2 separate regions of the Homo sapiens genome follow, and region 1 is linked to region 2. A link is a loop called in an ENCODE intact Hi-C map of the cell type or tissue named here. Cell type or tissue: CD4-positive, alpha-beta T cell. All regions are shown on one strand. Links, peaks and the distances in the headings refer to the core of each region. The heading gives the core; the rest is flanking DNA.

Evidence for each region. Peaks named below come from ENCODE experiments on the same cell type or tissue, not always from the same donor. Only the 100,000 strongest peaks of a DNase experiment are listed, where the experiment ranks them.
Region 1: it touches region 2 in a loop (1.8-fold over the local background); 3 of 110 quality-filtered maps call a loop at or near these places.

Annotation. Positions count from the first base shown.
Region 1 is chr1:77,466,945-77,476,558 of GRCh38, forward strand. The region is part of intron 8 of AK5 (adenylate kinase 5); the gene reads left to right. Among named protein-coding and RNA genes, the nearest start is that of AK5, 190 kb to the left of the region's middle. In CD4-positive, alpha-beta T cell, for the core only: no CTCF peak of the experiment used is centred there; no DNase peak of the experiment used is centred there.
Region 2 is chr1:77,412,027-77,423,025 of GRCh38, forward strand. AK5 (adenylate kinase 5) reads left to right here. Exons shown (of 14, transcript NM_174858.3): 8 at 5,613-5,689. It also overlaps the pseudogene RNU7-8P. Among named protein-coding and RNA genes, the nearest start is that of AK5, 140 kb to the left of the region's middle. In CD4-positive, alpha-beta T cell, for the core only: no CTCF peak of the experiment used is centred there; a DNase peak (open chromatin) is centred at 3,665.

The DNA of each region.
Region 1 (9,614 bases), core at 1,615-9,614, 57 kb after region 2:
CATTGCAGGTAGCAGAAATGAAAATATTTTCCATGTATAAAGCAACATATACATGCAAGACACTGAAATTTAAAGAAAATACAATAGCTTCTATGGGACCACATTAACTTAGATGTGAACATGCATCAAATTGTAACTCTCCCTGAATTGTAACATACTCCTGTATAGAAAGTAATATCAAATTGCCTCTTTTATTCATTCCTGGATAGGGAAAAATGCATGGAGTCTTTGGAGTTCAGTCCCCTGGGTCAAGGTATCAGCTCTCTTACATACCAGGTGTGAGACTTTGGTCCTTGTGTCATTCCCTCACCCAAGCCTCACTTTCTTTCCTTGTAAAGTGGAGGCTCCTAGTTTCTCCTTCATGGGTTTCTGTGAACAGACTCACACAATGAATGCATTCACAACAATGAGAATTTCTCCTTCCACCCCACAGACTTCTGTTCTGCGCAGAGCCTGCTGCTCAGTAATAAGTAGAAAATGAATAGGAAAAACACTTCGGAAATCCAAGGCTGATGATTTGGAAATGTGCCTTTGTGAAGCTGATGTTCAAAGATAAAAACTGTTTTGAGCATAAAATAGTTATTTTACAGTCCACTTAGTTCTCATATGGTAATTTCATACCTGATTTTTTTTCTAAAATATATACTAATGTGTCAAATCCATGGCATAATCTTCTTCGTATTTACTCCTCTTTAAGGCTTTTAATTCTTCGATTTTAGTACACATAAAGAAAAGCCATGAAGAGGCATTGATGACAAGTATTGATTCCAGCCTATGAAATATTCCCACTGTCCTTTAAAGTTTTAGGTCTTTACAACCTCAGGGGAAGGAGGAGAGGAGGCTGCTCTGAATTCATACGGTATATCTGAGAGGACCAGCCCTGTCCTCTCTCAAGGTGGACTGGTTTCAGAAGCAGTGAGCATGCCCTGCACTTACATCATCCCTTCCTCATCATCCCTCACCCGGTGCTCATAGCAGTATCATCATGTAAGCACAGGAAAGGAATGGCTGCTCTATTAGGAGTCACTGAAGGCTGAGACCAGCAGCAGCAGCAGCTCCAGAATGTTTACAGAAGAGGGGCTTAAGTGCTGGGGTAGGGTTAAAGGGGGTCTTAGAGGACTGGCCTGAGGCCACTTTAGTACACCAAGCCTCTTGGCTTATAAATGGAGGCATGTTTATTTGAACTCTTGAGGGGGTGGGAGATGTGGTTGCAGTGTCTGACTGATACCATTGAAGCAGCATTTGCAAAAGCAGTAAAATTCTGCTTTGCTTCTTTTTCCCTGTACTCTCTTTCCTTAACATTTAATATGGAAAAAATTGATAAACCTTCACCTCAAGTCAGGCCACTGCTAGCCCATATGGTACTTTTGTGCAGATTAGAAAAAGATCCCCGTCTTGGCAGACACATCAGTGAGACACACAGGTTGGTAACTGGATTCAGTCCCTACTCAGCTCCTTAGCCAGGAATATTTGTGAAGTGCACAACTGTAGAGCTGTACCTGGCAGCCGTGCCTCAGAGGCAGGCCTGTGGCTTCAGGCCCCAGGAAAGGGCTGCCTTCACTCAGTGGCAAGGGTCCAGCCCTGGATTTTGAATTTCCCAGCTTTTAAGAGTTAACTCTCATGCTTGCTTTTCTGTCCTGAGCCTCTTTCATTTCTGCTTTTGGCAGTTTTCTTTTTTCTATACCACATTATATATGATGGACTTTCAGAAGTAGAAAAGAGCAGGCCGGTTTCCTTGGCTCTTCCATCTATTTGTGTTTGGTACTTGGTTGAATGTGTGCTTTTCCAGATGATGTCACCATGTCTTTAAATAGTCCTCAAATACTCTTTGCTAAAGGCTTTTCAAAAGACAGTAAAATGTTTCTCTTTACCTGCTTTGGAGCTTAGTACTGTGATTTTAAGACAAACAGGAGCTATAAAGGCTGGCTTTTGAGTTCAACACGTTTCCAGGAGGCACAGAGCTAGGCTAGGTCACTCTAGAAACCAACCTGGTAGCTGTCTTCTGCATTGTCTTGGGGAAATTATAGCAGACAGCCAAAATAGAAAGGGTAAAAGTCCTTGGGCTAAAGGATTTTCGAATATTGTTTCAAAGTAAGAAGTGCTGCATATGCAGTTAACTGTTGCTGTGTCACTGCCTAGATCTTAATGGCTTAAAACAACATCCATTTATTATTCCTCTTGGTTACTTTGGAGGGAGGGAGGGTTGGCTGAGCAGTTCCACTGATCTAGGCTGGGCTCTATTGATCTCAGCTCACTCACACATCTGCAGTGGGATGGACAGTTTTGTGTGTCAACTTTGCTAAGCTATTGTACCCAGTTATTTAATCAAATACTAATCTAAGTGTTGCTGTGAAGGTGTTTTGTAGATTTGATTAACATCTACAATCAGTTGACTTTGAGGAGAGTTCCTCGATAACCTGGGTGAGCTTCATCCAATTCATTGAGAAGCCTTAAGAACAAAATTGAGGTTTCCCAGAGGAAGAAGGAATTTGGCATATGGCCCGCAGTGAGAGCTCTTGCCCAACAGTTTCCAGCCTGCCCACCTGCCTTATGGATTTCAGACTTACCTAACCAGCCCCTACAATTGTGTAAGCCAATTTCTTGCAATAAATCTCATAGGCATAGACAGCAACATAAATAAACAACAGGTTCTGTATCTCTGTGGAACCCTAACTAATCCATGTGGTCAGCCGCTGGGTCAGCCAGAGCCTTGCTGATCTGGGACGGCCTCAGCTGGGATGACCCAAACTGTGCTCCATATGGTCCCTCATTTTCATGTCCTCATGACAGTGGCAGGAGCCTAAGGGAGGAAATGGAAGCATGCAGGATACTTGAAGCATAGCCGTGGAACTAGCATACTGTAACCTCTTCCTCATTCTATTGGCTGAACAGCAAGTAACAAGACTGGCACAGGTTAAAGGGTCGGGGGAAAATAATCACCTCTGGATGTGAGGATCTACAAAGTGACACTGTAGGAGGCAAGAATGCAAGGAAAAGTGAACATCTGAGGCTACAGTTGTCATTGATCTGCCATAGACAGTTTGGTACAATGGTGCAGGAAAGGACAAACATCGGAATGTTTTGTAACTTCCAATATGCCTTTTTCCTCTCCTTAAGGGAGTTAAAACTATGAAGTAAAATACTCATAGTCTTAATTTTCTCACTTACAAATAAAGGATAATGAAGCTTACCTTGTGGTGTTAGCATGAGAATAATGAGATAGCTACAAAAGCGTCTGTTGCACTACCTGTCAGGAGCTCAATAAATAATGCATCCCTGGCCGGGCGCAGTGGCTCACACCTGTAGTCCCAGCACTTAGTGAAGCCAAGGCGGGAGGATCACTTGAGCTCAGGAGTTCAAGACCATCCTGGGCAACCTAGCAAAATCCTGTCTCCACAAAAAATACAAAAATTAGCCAGGCATGGTGGTGTGTGCCTGTAATCCCAGCTACTCGGATGGCTGAGGTGGGAAGATCACTTGAGCCTGGGAGGCGGAGGTTGCAGTAAGCTGAGATGATGCCACTGCACTCCAGCCTGGATGACAGAGTGAGACCCTGACTCAAATAATAATAATATTAGTAACAACACATCTCTTTACCAGCAACACTTGAGCATGTACTGCATGTAAGAATAAAGAAGACAAAATCAACTGGAGGCACAGGACTGGAAATTTTATTTAAGTGTCTTTGTAGAATCAATATTCATAGGTAAAAACTCTGTTCAATAGAAAATATTTGTTTGACAAATAGTTAAGTCTTATGTGGTAATTCCAACAAAGTTTTGAATTTATAGGCAAAAAACACCTTATGAGCACAAACACAACCCAGTCCCCATAATTTGTCTTCATGATTTTGAATTTTCTCATTTTAATGGCACATTTAGAATATATATATATATATATATATATATATATATATATATATATATATATATTTTTTTTTTTTTTTTTTTTTTTGAGACAGAGTCTCATTCTGTGGCCCAGGCTGGAGTGCAGTGGCATGATCTTGGCTCACTGCAACCTCTGCCTCCTGGGTTCAAGCAATTCTCCTGCCTCAGCCTCCTGAGTAGCTGGGACTAAAGGCGTGTGCCACCATGCCTGGCTAATTTTTTTTTTATTTTTAGTAGAGACGTGGTTTCACCGTGTTAGCCAAGATGGTATCAATCTCCTGACCTCGTGATCCACCCGCCTCAGCCTCCCAAAGTGCTGGAATTACAGGCGTGAGCCACAGCGTTTGGCCTAGAAGACATATTTTTTAAAGCTGGTGCCCAGGTTTTGGAATCAAGCAGACCTGAATTCGAACTCTATCTCACACACTTTCTAGCTCTATGATTGAGGCACATCCCCTAAGCCCTAAGACACAGCTTTAGATCTGTCAAATGGGGATAATACCTCCTTCAGTTGGCTGCTGTGGTAAGCAAATTAAATAATACAAAGTAAATGTAGTTATTGTTATTGTAACCATATAGTATGATGACAGAAACATTCATTCAGGGTTTATAGTGCACTGACATGCTTTCTAAATTGTTTCCACTGCCCACTTACTTCACCTGTTCATGCTTTTCCCCACTGCAATAGTACTGACCTTTATTAAACTAGCACTTTGGGGCTGGTTAGAGACCTATCTTCTGCAACTGGAGTAGTATGGAGTTTCATCTAGAAACCATAGAACTTGTGGGTCTTAAAGCCTATCCCCAAAGATATCCAATGCAAAGGAAGTATCTGTCATTGGAGTGCCAAAGGACATATGGAATGCCACATAAGGTGGCATTAACACCCCACAGCAAATTAAATTGGTAGTAATGAAGATAAAGTCATCATAATTAATAATGAAAAAGCAAGAATAGCAGCAAAATGCATCCTTCCTGAAAACTGTTAAGATTGCCAGTTTCAGTATGTGTACACATTCTGTAGGAGCATTGAACATTGTCGGCCTTGTACAGCGGCCAGATTCTTAAGAGAATGCTGAACTGGAGTTCTCCAAAGCTCTACAAACATGCTGAGTTAAGTTATGGATTCCAAATATTCTTAACCCTTAATAACTTATTTATTAGATTAATGATAAGTGCCTTTTAAATGTAAGCCAAAAATGAAATTGTATATACTCATACCAGTATTCACCCAAGAAAGGATTTTGCAATTGTGCATAAGTTAAGCAGTATTCAGTGAACTTGCTGCCTGCCACCTGCAAGTAACCTAGCTAAAATTGTCATAAACAATTAAAAATGTTATTTTCTTCCTTACCCACATTTTAAAGGTAGATGATCCCAGAGTTGGTCCAGCAGGGACACAAGGTCACATGGGGCCCAGGCAGTTTCCCTATTTCCATCTGCCCTCCTTAACGCATAGGGGATGCCTCCTTTTGTGGTCGCAGGGTGGCAGTGGTGGATCCAAACGTGGCATCTCACACAACCACTTGTAAAACCAGAATGGGAGAGTGAGGCTGATTCTCCCATGTGTGTCTCTCTTTTTTAATAGAGAAAACCTCTTTCTCCCAAAGTCCCCCAGAAGATTGCTTTTTCACATCCTCTTGGCCCTGATTTGGTCACAGACCCATACCCATAATGCAAGGGAGGATGGAAATGCAAGGATCTGGCATTTTCTGCATCCAAAAAGAGAGGTGGGCTCTACCTGCAAGAAAAGAAGAGGAGGGAGGGAGGGCCGGGCACAGTGGCTCATGCCTGTAATCCCAGGACTTTGGGAGGCCAAGGCAGGTGGATCGCTTGAGCTCAGGAGTTCGAGAACAGCCTGGACAACATGGTAAAATACCATCTCTACTAAAAATGAATTTTTTTAAAAAAGACTGGGCGTGGTGGCACACACCTGTGGTCCCAGCTACTGATGAGGCAATTCTTCTGGAGGCTCTAGGGAGAAATCCATTTCCCTGTCTTTTTCAGATTCTAGTTGCCCACATCCCTTGGCTTGTGGCTCCTTCCATCAGTGGCATCATTCTGACCTCTGCTTCTGTTGCCACCTCTCCTCTGACTCTGACCCTCTTGACTCTTTCTTAGAAGGACCCTTGTGATTGCGTTGAGCCCGCCCAGATAATCCAGGATGATCTTCCCATCTCAGGATCCTTAACTTATCCACATCTGCAAAATCCCTTTGGCCATGTAAGGTAACATATTCACAAGTTCCAAGTATTAGGACATGGACATCTTTGCTGGGGGTGGGAGGATTATTCTACCACAGAACTCAGTAAATATTGGTTGAATTGTTGCATGAGCAGTAGAATCTCAGCATTGGAAGCTTCTTGGGGTTTTTTTTTTTTTGGTGTTTTGTTTGTTTTGTTTTGTTTGAGACAGGGTCTCTGTTGCCCAGGCTGGAGTGCAGTGGTACGATCACAACTCACTGCAGCCTCAAACTCCTTGTCTCAAGCTATCCTCCCACCTCAGCCTCTCAAAGTACTTGGATTACAGGCATGAGACACCATGCCCAGCCTCAGAAGCTTCTTTAGACAGCACCTAATCTAACCTCCTACACGGTCTAAGAATCTCTTGACTGCCAGATAGTTAATCTGCCTCCACCTGAATACCTCTGGTGCTGGGATCTTCCAAATCTACACTTCCAGGATTGGACAGCTACGGACATTAAACATTTAGACCTTTCTAATTGCCTATGCACTGATATTACTTCTGCCCTTCTTCCTTCTGGAGAAATCTACTGATTGTATCTTCTCTATCACTATTTTTACTATATTTTGAAAAAAGAAGCTGTCTTCTTATATTCATCATTTACAAATCTTTACTTAGCATGTCTCTGTTAGTCATTTGGGTGCAAAAAGATAAAAGACAGCCCCATCTTTGAGAAGGATTTTGGAAAAACGAATTCTGCACATATGTAGTTAAGTAGCAATACAATTAAATGAGATCATCTACGTAAAGAGCTTAGTGCTGTCCCTGGCATACAGCAAATGCTCCAAAAATGCTCTTGTTGCTCTTCTTACCACTCACACATGCTCTGAGCCAAATGGATGATTCATGGGGAGTTTGGTGAGGGTAAAGTGACTGGCAAAGGCTCAGGGAGGAGGGGAGGTGTAAGAAGGGGCAGAATGTAAACAAGCTCAAGGCAAAGGGGAAGGCATTCCAGGCTGGACAAACAATAAGCAGGGGTCCAGAAGGCAGATTAAACGGGTCAAGCTCTGGGGAAATTAATGGACTCATTTGTCTCATGTGGAGTTTATCTTAACTAGCTTGGGCAAACCAGCCAGTACTTTATAAATATTGTCAATAGTAGCTATAGATAGCAACTGCTCAGCAGTCTCTCCCGAATGTCTCCTCCTGAGCCCTTCTCAGGCTGGTAGACTCAGAGTAAAGCCTGTCACCTCAGGCCCCCATATTGTTTCTAATGGGAAGAAGACTTCTTTTGACCTGCCTCTTTGATTCCCAACTCCGACCTGGATATCATCTTTCATTCCTCCCTGGCTCTATGTCCCACTGCCACTAACTAGCTCTGTCTCACTTTCCACTCAGGCTTACCCTCTAGAGCCTTGGGGATTGAACACAGACATTCATGTTGAGGAATAATGAAAGCAGGAGAAGTAGGGTCCAGGTCAGACTGTAGGCTTCGGAGTGGTTGATGGAAAACTGTTGCTTCTATGACAGTGATGATCAAGAAGTGCTTCAGGCTGCAGGGAAAGCATTAATTAGGGTACAGTGTGACCAATGGAGGAACTCAGAAGGAAGAGGACTGGAGAAGGAGTTGTCAGTCCCTTAAGCTCTCCACTGGCTCACCTCATCTGGACCCACCTTCCCCCAATCTTACTTCCTTCTTAAAGAAAGGTGATGTGACAAAGGATGATGCCTCTGGGTGATCCTTTTTCTCCCTGAAAACACACAAACACACATATAATGTGTTTTATTCTTTTATTTATTTATTTTTGAGACAGAGTCTCTTTCTTTCACCCAGGCTAGAGCACAGTGGTGCAATCACAGCTCACTGCAGCCTCAAACACTTAAATTCAAGTGATCCTCCCACCTCAGTCTCCTGAGTAGCTGAAACTATAGGTGTGCACCATGTCTAGCTATTTTTTTAACTTCTTTGTACAGACGGGGTCTCACTATGTTTACCAGGCTGATCTTGAAGTCCTGGCTTCAAACAATCCTCCCACCTCAGCCTCCCAAAGTGCTGAGATTACAGGTGTGAGCCACTGTGCTCAACCTAGTGTGTTTTATTCTAATAATAAATCTGATTTTCCATTTTGCTAGGAGTATGTGTGTGTGCATGTATATATATATATATATATATATATATATGTGTGTGTGTGTGTGTGTATTCTATATACTCCATATATAGATATATAAAGGCTCCATATATAGATATAGAGAGAAATATATATATTACTCAGGGAGGTGGGGAGGTAGAAGGGGCAGAATGTAAACAAGCTCAGGGCAAATGTATATATATACATATATATTATATATATACAAATATATATTATATATATGTATATATATAATATATATGTATATATATACTATATATTATATATATGTATATATATTATATATATACAAATATATATTATATATGTATATATATTATATATATACAAATATATATTATATATATATGTATATATATTATATATATACAAATATATATTATATATATATATGTATTACTCTCTCTGTATATCTATATATGGATCCTGTATATATGTATGGCACCTAATAAAAGTTAAGAGACAAGCCAGTGTGCTCTGTAATTCCCAGTGACTGAAGCTCAGCTTTGCCATTTTATTTCTGTTTTACAAGGAATTAGAAAACAAAGAGGTAAAGGTCAAATAATTCCTTGGCAAGACTAGTCAGATGTGACTTTATGGCCAACATTAACTTTACATGAAATTAAAATGGGAACTTTGCCCCTTCCTTTAAACCACCAGCCTGACAAAGCTCTTCTTAACAATGGTGCTACATTTGGCATCTGAAGACAAGATCAAAGTGTTTCATAATCTTCTAGCAGAGAGTTGAGTTGAACACGTATTTGAGATGATGAAAAAAGGAACTTAGAGAAAAACAGTGAGAAAATTTTTTTCTTTAAAATTTCTTATTAGAGACACTAATATTGCAATTTATATGTAAGAGAAGAAAAATACCATTTCTCCTAGAGAACTAGGTCTGTTAAAGCAGTTTATATAGAGAAACTGCAATTTAATACAACTGGAAAAAGTTAGCCTAGCATCTACCACATTTTTTTCAACTCTGTTTACTCAGTTATACAAGTACTTTACAGCAAGCAGACCTCTAATTGTGTAGTTCAGTGAATGAGAAATGGGACTTGCTGCGGAATAAATTCTGGGGTGTAACTAAATTACACACCATTTCCCATACTTTTTTTCTTTCAAATTGCCCATTACTTTAAATGAAAACATGGTTTAGAAAAGAACTGTAACCACTCAAAATTTCTGAAGGACCAGTCTCCCTTCTCCCTGGTGATAAAATGTACTTATGTTTGTATTTTTCAACATTCTCCTGCTGAAGTTCCAAGGGATTTCAAAACTTCATTCACAGTTTTCCAGTAAAACCTGTAAAATTCATTTTCAGATCATTGGTTTAGCATGATCCAGCTTCAGCTCCACTTTTAGCAAATGAATCCATCTTCGTTTCTATTCATAT
Region 2 (10,999 bases), core at 1-8,000:
TACTATGACTCTGTGCTTTTCAAGTTAATATTTTATTTAGAAGATGCTTTAGAAGTGACTACCTCTAACGACAAATATCTAACTGCTAGATATCCTCAGTTTGCTAATACAGTGGGATGGAGGGGCTGATTTAAGCCACCCCTTCTTTGGGACACCCAGCACTTCGTGGCTCCCTAGCGGTGTTTCTCCACTAGGGAGCCTTGTGCCCTGCAGTGATGCAACTGTGCTGGTTTCTGTACCAATAGGAAACCGCCTGAGGACACGTGCTGTGTCCTCATTCTCTTAAGGTCCCCTTGGTAAAGTGCATAGTGCCTGAGCCTTAACAGCAGTTTCCAGGTGTCTACTTTCTCCTCTCTGTACCTCAGAGCTCATAAACAGAAGACTCTGTGCTTGCAGCCTCAACTCCCGCTAACTCTTCCACTCCTGAGACCCCCTGAAAGCTGGCTTCTGCTTCAGCCTTAGAATAAGTTTGTTTTCTCTAAAACAGCCCTAGGTGAATAAAGTGCAGTAAACTAGAAGTAAATGGTGCCTCCCCTGCAGGAGGCAGATACTGTGTAGCTCCAGGAAACTGTCGCTGTTAAGGAACAATGGTGAAATCTCCTGGCTTATAAATGTTGATGACTCACCCAATAAATAAGTCATATCCATGGCCTCTGCTCTATGAATTGTCAGCCTCCAGGTTTGGTCCCGCCACTGTTTTTTTCTCTCTCAACTCTCTTTCTGCAGAATCTCAGCTGCCCCACAGCTCCCATATCGCCTCCTATGAATGGCATCCAATTCTCTTTCTCTCACCTTGACCTTTCTCCGGGGAGCCAGGCAGAAGTGTTCTTGCCCTCACACTCCACACTGATCATCAATCCACGGGGGCACCTTGGGAGTCCAAACCTTTGTCTTTATTCCCACTGCAGTCACCAAACGCTTTGTCATTCCTCATCCCTGGCCTCTCCTGTCTGTCATGAATGTCCTGCTGCCATGGAGATCTTCACAGAATGCAGCTCTAATCATCCTGCCTTTCTGAAAAAAAAACAAAACAAAACCTTCAATGACTCCTGCAGGCTGGCCACGAGTACCCTTAGCACAGAAGAAAGCCCCAAATCCTTTGCTTTCCTGCAGTGGTCCTGTTACTGCCATAACATCCCCTCCCCAACGTCACTGGCACCAGCTTCCCCCAGTTCTCTGAATACCTCAAGTTCCTTCCTGCCTTAGGCATTTTCCACCTGCTCTTCTCTCTGCTTAGAAAATGCCTCTCCTCATTTGCATCCCTCTCACTCTCCCAACCCCATAGAGCCCCATCCTGCACCTGGCCAGATTCTACTTTGCGCCTCAGAGTAAACGTGGTGATTTTCTCAAGGAGACTTTCTCAGACCCCACCCCAGACTAGATTAGGCCCTTGAATAGCACCCTGTGACCCACAGGTGTACCAGGACTTTTCTTAGAGACTACCATTGCTCTGATCGTCTGCTTCTTCAAGGCCTGTCTACAGTGTCTCCCCCTCAATGAAGCCCTCCACCCACACTTCTAGCAAAGCCATCTGGCTGCGTCACTCAACTGCTCTGGGCCTCCATCTCCTTATCTATAAAGAGGGGATAATAATAGCAGCTACCCCAGAGGATTGTTCTGAAAAATAAATGGTTTCTGTATGCAAAGTATGTGGTTGTCACATTGAAAAGGCTATCTATGGGTTCCTGTCTTTGCAGCAGATTTGAGGGCTCATGGGGAGAAACCACATCTTACACAATACAACTTTCTCCACTTTTCCTGGATCTACTTCTTCTCTCTTCTCCTTCTCTGCCCTCCTCCCTGCCCCAACCCTGTCCTGGAGTAACTGAAAAACTCCCCACTTCCCCTTCTCACCCAGAGCAACCCATCAACACCCAGATCCCTCAAAGAGTTCTAGTCCCAAATACCGTCAGAATATTTTTCCAAGTAAATACAGTGCTCTTCCTACACATTGTAATGAACACTTTCCATGCCTGTGGAATTCGAGCTGGCCTCTCAGTGCTTAATGCAGGTCAGGCACTTATAGGAGACATTTAATGTTTGTAGCATGGATCAATGAGAGCAAGACCTGTACAGGTAAAGTGGAAGTGTCCTTTCATTTTTAGTCATTTGGTACGTATGCATTGAACACATGTACCTTCTAAGTTTTGTTCTTAGATTCAGAAATGAAACACAACCCTTACAGGTTTAATTTTCGTTAAAATTAAACTGTAACGAAACTGTTAATGAAAATAAAACTGTAAGCTACGCTGTAAGGGACAGGACAAGGGAGAAACTGCTTTCCTCAGAGGGTGCAGTTTAAGGGTTGGAGGAGTTTTATTTACGGACACCCTTCACTGCTTAAGAAGCCCTGCAATTGTAGGAGTGTCTTTATGGGGTACTCAAAGTGGGAGGAGGATTTTCCTAAAACTTTGAGTTAAAGATCCACTAGGAGGAAAAACATCTGTAACGTTGACCCAGAAAGTAATATGGTTAGCCTCTGGTACCTCTAAAGCTAATTTGTATCACCTTCCCCCTTAAATTTAAGGAGCCAACCTGAAAATAATATTTCTGAAGGCCATTCTAAAACTAGCAGCACTGGGTGCTTCCTCTAGGGTTCTGTATTTCAGCGCATACCTTTCTCTGTCATCTATAGAAATAATATTTTTAAATCTGGAAAGAAATTGAAAAATTCAAAACGGGGAAAATGAAAGCTACACTATCACTTTTTCGTAACATCCTAATTTTTCTGTCTTTTTTGAGTAACAATATCATTGCAGTTGTTTTATGTGTTAAATTATCCAACGAAAGAAGGCAGTAATGTGTACATTTGTCTATATTTTCCCTCTATTTTTTGTGTCAAACCTTAGAGTATTATTAAAGGTCCCATTTTCAGCAAACCAAGAAACCAATGCTAAAAGAAAATGAAAGCCATTCAATCATTATCCAAGCTGATAATGATATCCTTTGTCTGTTGCCTCCTATGATATATTAATCCTGTTGCCAGGAGTAACAATGTTTCAAGAAATTTCATCCCTAATGATACAATATAATTCCTGTTGAAAGCATCTTATTGCAACAGAGGGAGACTCTGTCAAAAAAAAACAACATACATTTTATTAGGAAATCCAATCTCTTCTTACTTATAAGCATGAAGCTTTCTTTTAAACAAAGGTATTTTCATTCTACCATTGCTGATGATAGTTTTCTAATTATCTTGCTCCGTTTTCAAGTATTAACGTGTAATATCCGTTAACTGAGTTGTTTAAGAGCCTTTCACATTGTCGTTTTTGAAAACAACGGAAAGAACACTTTGTAATTAAATAAAATAAGTAGGACACGGGTACTAAAAGCAGCTATATGTTTAAAAAGATTTCATGTTCAGATCACAGTACTCACTCCACATGAATCACTCTAAGTACAGGTGAAGCAAAGGTATCATTTGAATCCAATAGCTATCACCACTTCCACCAGTCAGTGGCAGATAATAATCATATTGTGGAAGTAAAGAAAGCCAGATAAAATTTGTGTTATCTTTAATGATGCTTTCAATAGCAGCCACCTAGAAGGGAGCATTGATTGTTACCAGCTTGAATGAGACTCCTTAATTCCACTTCTGATTCTTCCATTTCCACAGCCACCCTATGACCTGCGTCATCATCAACCATTCACTGTTCCTCATTTTCTCAGCACATGGACTTGACAGCATGCTCCTCCAGGTCCTTTCCTGCAGAGCACTGTAGCGAAAGAGGGTCTGTATAAACCCATTTCGATTGCCCTTGCTTAGAATTTGGAGTCAGCATGGTGTGTTATAAAGAGAAGTAGGAGCTACTGGCTCTGCCTTTGGTCTCAGGCACTTTCTACATGACCTAGGCCAAGTTTTTTAACTTCTCTGCATCTCATTTTCCTCTTTTCTAAAATGAGAAGTGGGATTCTGTGAAACAGACGTTGAAAGTAGTGGCAAAAACCACAATTTCTTTTGCACCAACCTGATAGTTCTAAAATGTCTATTATCTTATAATGGGAAAAATACATATATAGATTTTTTTTTTATTTCTGATACTTACTGCCTCACAACATAAGTGCAAACTGACCTTCAAACTGGGCTTTACGACGGCTGAGTATTTTGGCCCCAAAATACACCTTACAAAATTATTTATTTGAAAAAAATACCAAAAGTACAAAGGTAGAAAAATTATGTATAATCCCACTAATGTTAAAATACATATGTAAATTAAAGTTTCCCACCTCTACCTTCTAATCTCTGTTAATAGTATGGTGGGTAGTCTTGCCAACTCCATTCTAGCAGCCATCTTATGAACAGTGGTCTGGCAAGGGCTGTGCTGACAGCATGACTAGCATCACCCAGGGTTGTTCTGAACACACTTATGCAACTGCAACTCTTCATGGCAACGCTATGATTACTTTTCCAAAATGGTTTGATGGTTTAGTATGTCCATTTTGAAAAACTTTATCATCCTGTAAAAAATGTAAAGATATAAACACAGTAAACACTGGCATTACTGCTTAGAACTTAATCAATTTGGTAATGGCTATTACTTTGTCAAGTTGGTAGACAGCAGGGACAATGATAAGAGAAGAGAAGGGGGAAAAAAGAGAAGAGATGAGAGAAGACTGTGTAAGGACATACCCCGACTCATTTGGAAAGAAAATATGAAAGCAACATCGGGGACAGGTCTATATCTGAGAAGTGTATGAGATGCTTAACATTTTTTACAAATTTATATTCATTATGCATTACTCATTGGATATTCTGACTAAGAATGATTTGCCAAGGCCAAGTTTACAGTGAAACAATGTTTTTTCACAGGATATATAATATTTTATGGGCAGCACTGAATTCAGTCTTTCTGGGTAGTTAGATGATATATATTTCCTAGCAGGAAAGAGTTATTAAATGAGAATGATGAATCAGTTGTGCTTCAGAAGTCCCATTGTAAAAATTACCAGTTTAAGTCTGAGCCTTGGGGATTAATGGGTAACTGATTTAATGAAACCTGTAGTACCTAAGGGAAATAATCTCTCTATTCATACATTAAGTTAACCCGATTTTTCTTACCTTCAGCAACTAAGGTGACCCGAAGGCTTGAGGAAAAACTCGAGTTTTCAGGGAGTACGCAAACTTAGCCCTTCCTGTTTCTGGAAACCCCTTACTCTCCTCCCACTCTGTACTTTGCTCATGGTGTTCCTTCTACTTCCATTATTGTTGCAAATCCTGAAACTGCTCCCCCTCCTGGACAACCTGTATTCACCCTCAAAATTCAGGATCATAGATTAGTACCTCATGAAGAATCTTAACTCCACCATCACCTCTACTACTAATCAGAATTAGTAGCTCACTCTCTTGGGTTGCTGAACCTTTAATAATAACTCTTGTTGACAAATTATTCTTCCTCACAGTATTTTCTTCTTCTTAAGGATGCAGACAGTGTCCAGAGTCTCTGCATTTTGAATCTCCAGCAAAACATTGTACCTGGCAGATGAGAACAGTCTAGAAATGTTTGTGAATTTAATGTGATATAGGAAAATATGGAAACCTAGTGAGAGACTGTTTGCTTTAGAAACATACATAGACAACCTCCATCCACTTATCTTTTCTTTCCTAATCTTAGGTTCAAGTGACCTTGATCCTTCGATGATATTGGACACTGGAGAGATCATTGATACAGGATCTGATTATGAAGATCAGGTAATTAAAATCTGAAAATAGTTCTCTATTTAAATGTTTTTAAGTTGAACCTTTGTAAATGTTTTATGAAAATTTGAATTATAAAAACTCATTTTGTGAAATATATACAGATAACTAATAACATATTACATGATAAATTACAGTAGTCTACAGTTTTCATTCACTAAGTTTGGCTTTTTGGCACTCCCTTGTCCTAAGATTCAAAACACAGTGAATTAAAGAAAGGTTTATCATCAAACGTTAACATGGGATAGAAATGAGGTTCTCTTGCCCAAGAATTTGCCTGTGTCTCTATCCCTTCCCACTAATAAACTAATAATATTTACTGAGCATCAGCTACAGGTTCAGGGCTCTGCTATTTTATCGCTAACTGTATTAGTCCATTTTCAAGCTGCTGATAAAGACATACCCAAGACTGGGCAATTTATAAAAGAAAGAGGTTTAATGGAGAACTCACAGTTTCACATGACTGGGGAGACCTCACAATCATGGCAGAAGACAAGGAGGAGCAAGTCACATCTTACATGGATGGCAGCAGGCAAAGGGAGAACTTGTCCAGGGAAACTCCTGATTTTAAAACCATCGGATCTTGTGAGACCCATTCACTATCACAACAGCACAGAAAAGACCCGCCCCTGTGATTCAGTCATCTCCCACTGGCTCCCTCTCACAACATGTGGGAATTATGGGAGCTACAAGATGAGATTTGGGTGGGGACACAGAGCCAAACCATATCACTAGTCTGTGGAAGGGAATGATGAACGAGGAAAGCATAGCCAAGAAGTTAAATACATTTTCTCTTTGAATAAAACTGAAGACATTTATCTGGGTCATTTTCCTCTCAGCAGAAGAACTCTCTCTGCTGCTATATTTTAATGAACCAAAATAGTTGGCAAATGAGCCAACCCCCTAATTAGGCTTTATTTTTAAAAAAGAAAAATGTCCAAAACTTTCTTCCGCCTCTCATCAGTGCTCCTCAGCAATGGCTAAAAGCCAAGTGAACATGTTCTTGGGGGAGGCTTTGTTCCCATCTTTAACTAATATTCATCACAAATAAAGCAAACAGATCAGACCAGTGTCCATGTGTAATGGCTGGCTGTATATTTCATATACGTATTCAGGAGCTATTTTCTTGAGTATAAAGTTCTTTCCTTATAGCACAAAGCAAGGAGATGATGTTGGCAAGTGCTATAATAGCTACACATGTTTATAGTAATTTTTAACATCTATTAAGCACTTATTACATGCAAAACGTTGTGCCGAGTTTCTTATATTAACTCAGCAATTCTTCACAACATCTCTAGGAAGTAAGAATTATTATCTCTATATCACAGACAAAAAAAAAAAGGACTAGAAGAGTAATTTACCCAAGGTTACATAAATAGTTTCACAATAAGGATGTGAACTTAGGGCACATTCTCTAGCATACCCAAGACTGGGCAATTTACAAAAGAAAGAGGTTGTGCTGCCTCTGCCACAATGTACTGCCTCCCATCCTAACCTCCAAAGACAGGTCATTCAATGATATGTATTGGGAGCCTTTTCAGTTGCTGACCCATAAGACTCCAGCAGAGGCTAATGCAAAACAACCACTTACAATCTAAAATTACAGACTGCACAAAGAAATGATTCACAACAAGGAAGCCAGCTAGTTAAAGAAATGGAAGACTCCACACCCCCCAAGAACTAGAAAGAACAGAAAAATCTGAAAGAAATCATAATATAAGGATATTCAAAATATTGAAAGGGAAGATTAGAAGCCATGAAACAAATACATGAACAAATGGAAAAGAAGAAAGAAAAAGGGAAGAAACAGGCATTGTAGGCACACACAAAAATATCGTCAATTGAAACAGAAATTCAATTAACGGTTGAATAGTAAACTAGATGCAGCTAAAAAGGCACTTGATAGAGTAGAGGAAATTGCCATAGAATAAAACACAGAGCTAAATAGTTGTCAAATATGAGAAAGAACTTAGGAGACATTGAGGATAGAATGATTGGTTCAACATATTCTAAAAGGAATTCCAGAAAGAGAGAATGGAGGTGATGGAGCCGAGGTTATTTTTTAACAGTTAATAGTTGAGAATTTTACAGTTATTTTTTAACAGATAATAGTTGAGAATTTTACAGAGATGAATAAGACAAGTCCCAGTCCCAAGATGGAAGGAACATATCCAGTCCTGAGCAGGATTTTTTTTTAATCCTCATCTACTCTTTTTTCATTTAATCATTCAACAAGTATTAATTGGACACCGACTGTGTGCCAGTTTCTGTTTAGGCACTTAGAATATAATTACATAAAAGAAGCAAGGGCTCTTGTGGCAAGAAGCTTACATCAGAGTGCAGAAGACAGAAAGTAAACAATAAACATAGTAAATTAGTCAGTTTTCTAGATTGTCAGAGGTGATAAACTCTATGAGAAAAGAAAGTAGAAAAGGTAAGGGGGTTAGGAATGCTGGGGGAGGAACAGATTACCACATTAATCAGGATGGTCCATATTAAATGGTATGCCCTCATTAAAGAGGTGAGATTTGAGCAGTGACTTAAAATATAATGTAAACCAGCAGAAGATGGAAGAGAAAACTAAAATATTAAAAGTGAAAATATAGTGTTACAGCTCTTTTAGAATTTGTCTAGCAGGCTTTCTAGTTTTTGCTGGAAAGCCCAGAAAAAAAAATTCTTTTAAAAAATTAAAAAGTGAAAATGCAGTTACTATAAAGGAATGACAATTTTGTTTGCAGCAGATTAAATGAAACAAGAACTTGCATTTATTTAGCACCTACTCTAAACCAGGAATGTGTTTTATGGTTTACATGCATTATTGCTGATCCTTACAATAACTCAAGAAGTAAGCTCTGTTAATCCCTAATTTGAAGCCAAGGAAATTGAAGCTCACAAAAGTTAACTGACTTCCCAAGACCATAAAGCTAGCAAGCTGTAGAGTCAGAAATCAAACTTTGATTTGCCTGGCACCAAAATCTATTCTCCACTTTCCCCACTCCAATAAAGCCATTAACAAGCTCACTAGTAATCTTTTGCCAATTCCAGTTAACCCTTTTTAGTTATCTTTCTTGACCTTTGCTGCATTTGACACCGTAAACTAGGGATCACCACACTTTTTCTGTAAAGGACCAGGCAGTGTAAATATTTTAGGCTTTGTGGGCCCGTATGTTATCTGTTGCAACTACTCAAACTCTGCCATCATTGAGCAAAACAGCCATAACAATATGTAAACAATGAATGTGGCTTTGTTGCAGTAAAACATCATATGTGGATACTGAAATTCAAATTCCATATAATTTTCATGTCATTTATTTCCACCATTTAAAAATGTAAAATTCATTCTTGCTGAAAGGCCATATAAAAATAGGCAGCAGAGTGGATTTGACCTGCAGGCCATAGTTTGCTGACTCCTGTCGTGAACCATTCCCCCATTCCTGACATTCTTTCCATTAGCTTTCAACATTTCTAGAGCTTTTAATACTTGTCGGTGTGCTTCATATTTATTACCTCATTTTATCCTCAGACAACTATATTATTATTATCCCAATTTTCCTGATGAGGGATCTGAGGCACAGAGAAATTAAGAAGTTTACTCAAGGTCACATGGTTGGCAAGAGGTAAAGCCAGGATTCAAAAGGTAGAGCTAGGATTCAAATCCAGCTGTGTGACTCCAGAGCCAGGCGCAGGAAAGATAGGCTAGGTTATGCTGGTATAATTAATAAAACTCAAAATCTGAGAGCTTTCCTTCCAGAGTTCCTTTTACATGTGATCTCCAAAGGGATTATGGATGGGAAGGAGAAGAACTTGAGGAAGATGCACCTGCATTTAATTGCACATTACCTCATCTCACATTCAGTAGCAACCCTAGTCACTGGCTCTACCTAGATGCAAGGAGGCTGAGAAATGGAGCTTATTTATATGCCCAGGAAGGGAGAGATGGGTTTGTTGAGCACCAAGCCAGTCTCAGCCACAAAGCTTCTGCTCCTAACCACAGGCTGCAGCACCTGCCTCCATGTGATCCCTCCCTCTTACTTCTCGCTTCACTCATTCTTGGTTTCCTTGCTGAACTCCTCTCCATCAGTCTATTATTTAACTGTGAACACTCCCCAGCATACTGACCATGGCCCCTTCTCTCCTAACTGCACATGTTCTCCTGTGAGAGGCTCAGTCACAGCCATGGTTTTGACTTCACTTAAGGCTTCCTGGTGAGCTCCTGTTGCATATGTCTGACTACTAAGTAACACCAGTTGGATTTCCCATGTGCATCTTGAATTCAACATGTCCAAAACCACGCTCACCATCTTCCCCCACAAAATCTGTTCTTCCTTCTGTTCTTCCTATTTCTGTGAATGATACCACCATTCTCCAGCTGCCCAAGCCAGACACAAGGGCGTCTTCCTAGCCTCCTTCCTTTCTCTCTCTTCCTACATCAGTTTGATCAAGAAGCTACTCAGTTCTCCTGTGCAGGAATTGCTTCTCCCACTCCACTGCCCATGCTTTGGTTCACACCCTCAGCCTTCCTCCCTGGGACCATAGGGCCAGCCTCCTAACCAGTCTCCTTCCCTCAGTCTGCTCACCCATCAAATTATCTTCCTGAAAGCACACACAATCATGGCATTCCATGGCTTAAAACTTTTCTTGGCTCTTCATCGATTTCAGAATTAAACTGGAAGCTCTTAGAAGATTCATAGAAACTTTCAAATCTGAATATGACCCCTACATTTTTCTCCAAACTCATCCATTGCCACTTATCAAAACACACTGACTGCTCCAGCCACACAAAGCCATTCTCAGGTCCCTCAAATGGGTCATGTTTGCACAGTCCCTTTCCTCTATATGGAAGTTTCCTCAACCCTATTGCTTCTGTCCCGTGTGACCTCTACTCATGCACCATCAGGACCAAGCTTCCCCTCTAGGAAACCCTTCTCTTGTCACAGGTTTGGTTCACCTTCTCAGGGGGCCCGTGATACTCTGTGTTGTAATATTATCTTGCATTTCAGGTACTATGTTCTGCTCTCTGTATCCCCAGTGCCTGCCACGGAGCCTGGCATATGGCATATGCTCAATAAATGCCCATTTGTTTAAAGCCAAGAACATGAATTCCAGTTCTTCTACTTAATGTGTGATGTTTTTATGCCTTACTGAGCCCCTTTTGGGCCTCAATTTTCCCTTCGAGAAAATGGTGGTGACAACCCCACTTAGAAGTACTGTTGGCTGGGTGCGGTGGCTCACGCCTGTAATCCCAGCACTTTGGGAGGCCAAGGTGGGTGGATCACGAGGTCAGGAGATTGAGACCATCCTGGC